2 separate regions of the Homo sapiens genome follow, and region 1 is linked to region 2. A link is an interaction called in ENCODE POLR2A ChIA-PET data of the cell type or tissue named here. Cell type or tissue: Caco-2. All regions are shown on one strand. Each heading gives the region's core, and the rest is flanking DNA. Links, peaks and the distances in the headings are about the cores only. Region 1 has its middle 12 kb from the start of GK. Region 2 has its middle 30 kb from the start of GK-AS1.

Region 1 (2,917 bases), core at 185-2,684, 110 kb before region 2:
AGATTAACTAAAAGTATTCCTTATGGGAAACAAAGGGATGGGCCTAAATAAAGGGATGGGCTCTTGCTAGTTACCTGCAGCAGGAACATGCCCTTAAGGCACAGATTGCTTATGCTATTGTTTGTGGCTTAAGAACACTTTAAGTGGTTTTCCGCCCTGGGTGGGCCAGGCGTTCCTTGCCCTTATTCCGGTAAACCCACAGCCTTCAGCATGGGCGTCATGGCCATCATGAGCCTGCCACAGTGCTGCAGAGATTTTGTTTATGGCCAGTTTTGGGGCCAGTTTATGGCCAGATTTGGGGGCCTGTTCCCAACACAAGACCTGAAAAGAAGGTGTGCTAGGTTGCATTATTGGCCCTAATTCTTCAGCCCTACCTTCATGCAGACACTGCCATGGTCTCATCATGGATTAAGAGTGCTTCCTTGCCCCTTGTCTTTGGGCCTAGCCATGTAATTTGCTTTAGAGAATGATATCTGAAGGGAGTGTCAGTGTGACAATTTCGAGCCTAGGCCTTTTTTTTTTTTTTTGAGATGGAGTCTCGCTCTGTCGCCCAGGCTGGAGCACAGTGGCGCAATCTCGGCTCACTGCAAGCTCCGCCTCCAGGGTTCATGTCATTCTCCTGCCTCAGCCTCCCGAGTAGCTGGGACTACAGGTGCCCGCCACCACGCCCGGCTAATTTTTTGTATTTTTTAGTGGAGACAGGGTTTCACTGTGTTAGCCGGGATGGTCTCGATCTCCTGACCTCGTGATCCACCCACCTTGGCCTCCCAAAGTGCTGAGATTACAGGCGTGAGCCACGGCGCCTGGCCAAGCCTAGGCCTTAATAGGCTTACATGTTTCTACTTGTTCTCTTGCACTTTTGCCATCACCATGAGAAGAACATACCCCAAAACAAGGTATCTCACTGGTCCAAAGAAGAAAACATCACAGAGGAAGCCACTCTACCCAATATGCAACCCACAGTGAGAAAAAAGGCCATCATAGCTAGCATAGCCTGAAGCAGCAATACCCATCTGAGCCCAGCCTATATCTGCAGAACTCCAATCAACCAACAGATGTATAAAATCTTCTTGCCCACCCCATCTGTCCCATGTCACCACTTCTCACTAGGTCAGGGGTGGCTACTTGACTAAAGGTAGTAGGCAAATGAGTTGAGCCAGTCAGATCTTCTTGAGGGTTTGTATTTGGAAACAGATTATAATCAATAAAGGATGGAGTCTTCTAGACTTGGAGACTGAGGTGTCATTTGGAACCCTGTACAGCCTGATGAATAAATAGAGAAAGCCAATCTTCAGAGTGAAGTAGGAAAACAGAATGGATGCTGAAAAAGTTTCAAAAGAGTCCCAGAGGGAATGAAGAATAGAAATTGTGGAGAGTAGACTCAGTCCTCAGGGGCTTCCCAGCGCCTGCAAACATGAAGCCTGGCAGAGCTGCTGATCTTGTGTCTAAAAAGTTCTCTGTTCTAGGCCAGGCTCAGTGGCTCATGCCTGTAATCCCAGCACTTTGGGAGGCCAAGGCGGGTGGATCACCCTAGGTCAGGAGTTCGAGACCATCCAGCCTGATCAACATGGTGAAACCCCTTCCCTACTAAAAATACAAAAATTAGCCAGGCGTGGTGGTGCATGCCTGTAATCCCAGCTACTTGGAAGGCTGAGGCAGGAGAATCGCTTGAACCTGGGAGGTGGAGGTTGCAGTGAGCCGAGATCGCATCATTGCACTCCAGCCTGGGCAACAAGAGCAAAACTCAGTCTTAAAAAAGAAAAAAAAGTTCTCTGTTTTACTATCAAAACCATCTCTTACTTCCCACTCAGCACATGCCTCTGTGCTCGTGTGCATGCAATCACACACATACACACACACAGAGTTTGGTTTTTAACTAACTTACATGAATATTTTTTTCCCTTGCAACTGAAGAATTGACTAAGATACTTTCCATAATGGAAGAAGAGAAAAGATGGGCAACCAGGTATGTAATTGATATTCCCTCACATAGTGGAAAATGGAACTCACTGTGCACGTGGGACATGTGCCACTTAGCTTTTCCTGACTGGTGTATACCCAAAAGAATATAAATCATTCTATTATAAAGATACAGGCAAGAGTATTTTCATTGCAGCCCTATTCACAATAGCAAAGACATGGAATCAACCCAAATGCCAATCAATAATTGACTGGATAAAGAAAATGTGGTATATATATACCATGGAACACTATGCAGCCATAAAAAGGAATGAGATCATGTCCTTTGCAGGGACATGGATGGAGCTGGAGGTCATTATTCTCATGCAGGAACTAATGCAGGAACAGAAAACCAAACACTGCATGATCTCATTTATAAGTGGGAGCTGAACAGTGAGAACACATGGACACAGGGAGGGAAACAACACACGCTGGGGCCTTTTGGTCAGGGAGGTGAGGGGAAGGAGAGCATCAGGAAAAATAGCTAATGCATGCTGGGTTTCACACCCAGATGATGGGTTGATATGTTTACCTATGTAACAAACCTGCACATCCTGCACACATGTACCCTGGAACTTAAAATACAAACAAAAAAAATCTTGAAATTTAGGGGCTTAGAACAACAGAATATTTTATTTAGATCACAATTTTGTGGATTGTCTTGTGATAGATGGGATATTTGTGATGTTTGTGATGGCTCTTCTAGTCTAGGCTGGCTGAGCTGAGACTCCATGTTCTAGAATGGCCTCACTCACATGTCTGGTGATTGTCAAGCTGGTTTTTCTAGTAGGGCCTCAGTGGCAATGACTTGTCTCTGCTCCATGGGGTCTCTCATTCTCCAACAGGCTAGCCCAAGCTTCTTCACATGGTGGTTTGAGGATTCCCAAAAGAACTACAAAGGAGCCTTAGCTCTACTGAAGAAGCTCATTTTAACCCTCTGCTCATGTCATATTTACTA
Region 2 (2,917 bases), core at 126-2,625:
GAAAAGTCAAGATTCATTCAGGAATTTGGTAAGGGGTGTGTATGTGTGTGTGTGTGTGTGCGCGTGCGCACGTCCACGCGTGCATGTGTTTGGGGCAGAGAATGGCTCAGTGTCCATTAAATTACATATGTTTCTGTAGAATCTAATCTAGTGGCAAGTTTTAACCTTATTTTGAAAACTCAAAGACTTTTGGGGATTTTTCTTTTCTTTTTGCCATACACGACATTGACAGAGTTCTAAGTCTTAGGGAAAGATAAATGTTTGTAGTCATTCTCTCCTTGAATTTTGTTTTTTTTGATGCATACTTAGCATCTTAGTGCAATACTCTGTTTAGGAAGCAACCCCCTTCACATTGTTAAATAGTGATAAATAGGTCCAGATGTTTTACTTTAAAAGGACATTTTAGTTAATGTTCCTTGAGGAGAAGCAATAGTAACCAATGTTGCCCATTTGTCTGGTCATTTTGGGCTCCAGATGGCTGCATCAATGCTTCAGGAAATAGGAATGTTTTATTGAGCTGGGAGATTAAATATATGTGGAGCCACTTGTACCACTTTGGGAGGAGTTTTCAGTTTAAGCCTACAGCATTTCTGGTAAAACTCACATGAAGTGTGACAAAGTAATCAGAACCGCTTGCTATTGCAACAGGGAACTGTTATTGTCTTTTCCACAGCTGAGAATTTATAGAACTGTCCCTCAGCCTACTAGCAGAAAAGCACTTTGGAGTATTACCAACTGGATTTGCAAAGGATGTAGTTTCAGGACAAAGAAGAAATATATACAATGTGTGTCTCCGAGATCATTAATTAAATATCCTATCCAAAGTCCTTAAAAATGGGATTACCCAGCTGAAATGCCAGTAGGATGCCAGTAGGGGATTGCTTTGAAGTTACTGTTGGTTTAAAGACTTGAAATAGATGTCTCGTAAAATTTGCCTGATTAGTTGTAAGTGATTGCTGTGGCAATGATATATGATTGTAAACATCACTCCACACTAACACCTTAACAGGTTGGTTTTTTTTTTTTTTTTTTTTTTTTTTTTTTTTTTTTGAGACGGAGTTTCGCTCTTTCACCAAGGCTGGAGTGCAGTAGTGTGATCTCGGCTCACTGCAACCTCTGCCTCCCAGGTTCAAGCAATTCTCCTGCCTCAGCCTCCCGTGTAGCTGGGACTACAGGCACTGGCCACCACGCGCGGCTAATTTTTGTATTTTTGGTAGAGACGGGGTTTCACCATATTGGCCAGGTTGGTCTCGAACTCCTGACCTGGTGATCCGCCCACCTCGGCCTTCCAAAGTGCTGGGATTACAGGCCTGTGCCACCGCGCCTGGCCCACTTCAACCATTTTTAAATAGCTTCTATCAGTAGTTGATCAAGTGACAGAAATCCAAATTGAACTAGCTATAGTAGATTGCAAACTATCAAAATTCTTTTCCTCCCTTCCCAAGGTGTAGTCTATTTCTCCAACCTTTGCACCTGGATTGACCATGTGGCTGGCTTTGGCCAATGGGACACTAAAAAATGTGATGCAATCAGAAGCTTGAAAAGTGCTTGCACATTGAGGCTTGCCCTCTCTAGCAGCAAACAGAATCCTGCAATTGCCGCGGGGAGAAGGCGAACTGGCCTACTGAAAACAAGAAATAACGTGGCTCCCCCACCTCCACAGCACCCCAGCCAATAGACAACCACCTGTCGGCCCATAAGTGAGGTCATCCTCTGGACAACCCAGCTGCCAGCTGACCACAAATGCATGAGTTAGCGCAGGTGAGATCAACTAAGGCAGCCCAGCGCAGAGTCCTCTAGCTGACCCACATTATCAGGAGATAATAAATGCTGGTTTTACGCCACTGTCGTAAAGGAGGGAGTGACGCAGTAAAAGCTACCTACTTAGCTGCTTTTTTTTTTTAAAAGCTTAAAACAAAGAAAATTTGTTGCACGACCCTGTGTGTTCTGAGACTGAGCTAAGTAGAAGAAAGATTGGATGTACTTGGGCCTCAGGAACAACCAGAACTAAGTATATGGATGTCAGCACAAAATAAAAGATGAAGATATTTTAAAGGCTCATATCTGGTAAGCAATTAAAAAGTCAAATGTTGACCAAAACAGGAGTTCAAATCCACTGTTTTTTTTTTTTTTTTTTTTTTTACCCTTTGAAGTGCTTCCTCCCACTTTTTTTCCCCATGCTCCCCGCTGCCGCCATTTTACCCTCCGTTTCTTTCTTTCTTTCTTTTTTTTTTTTTTTGAGACAGAGCCTTGCTGGAGCGCAGTGGCGCGATCTCGGCTCACCACAACCTCTGCCTCCCTGGTTCAAGCGATTCCCCTGCCTCAAGCGATTCCCCTGCCTCAGCCTCCAGAGTAGCTGGGATTACAGGCGCCGGTCACCACGCCCGGCCAATTTTTTGTAGTTTTAGTAGAGACGGGGTTTCACCATGTTGGCCAGGCTGGTCTTGAATCCTGGCCTCAAGTGATTCTCCCGCCTTGGCCTCCCAAAGTGCTGGGATTACAGGCGTGAGCCACCCCGCGCCCGGCCTACCCTCTGTTTCTATGTATTGAATTTTTTTTTTTTAATTCCACACATAAATAAGATCATGCAGTATATATATATATTTTTTTTTCTATGTCTGGTTTATTTCATTTATCATAATGTTCTCCAGGTTCATCCATGTTGTCACAAATGGTAGGATTTCCTTCTTTTTAAAGGCTGAACCATATTGTACCAAAATACTCCTTTATATCACAATTTCATTATCCATTCATCTATCAACAGACATTTGTTTTCATATTTGGCTGTTGTGAATAGTGCTGCAATGAACATGAGATTGCAGCTGTCCCTTCGCCATATTGGTTTCAATTCCTTTTGATATATACCCAGGAGTGCAGAAGTGGGATTCCTGGGTTATATGTTACTTCTTTTTTTGTT

Evidence for each region. Peaks named below come from ENCODE experiments on the same cell type or tissue, not always from the same donor. Only the 100,000 strongest peaks of a DNase experiment are listed, where the experiment ranks them.
Region 1: POLR2A ChIA-PET joins it to region 2 with 6 read pairs; 3 of 35 experiments call an interaction of 5 or more read pairs at or near these places.

What each region holds. Positions count from the first base shown.
Region 1 is chrX:30,639,791-30,642,707 of GRCh38, forward strand. No RefSeq gene overlaps it. Among named protein-coding and RNA genes, the nearest start is that of GK, 12 kb to the right of the region's middle. In Caco-2, for the core only: no CTCF peak of the experiment used is centred there; no DNase peak of the experiment used is centred there.
Region 2 is chrX:30,746,949-30,749,865 of GRCh38, forward strand. No RefSeq gene overlaps it. Among named protein-coding and RNA genes, the nearest start is that of GK-AS1, 30 kb to the left of the region's middle. In Caco-2, for the core only: no CTCF peak of the experiment used is centred there; a DNase peak (open chromatin) is centred at 1,613; H3K4me3 peaks cover 1,003 bases.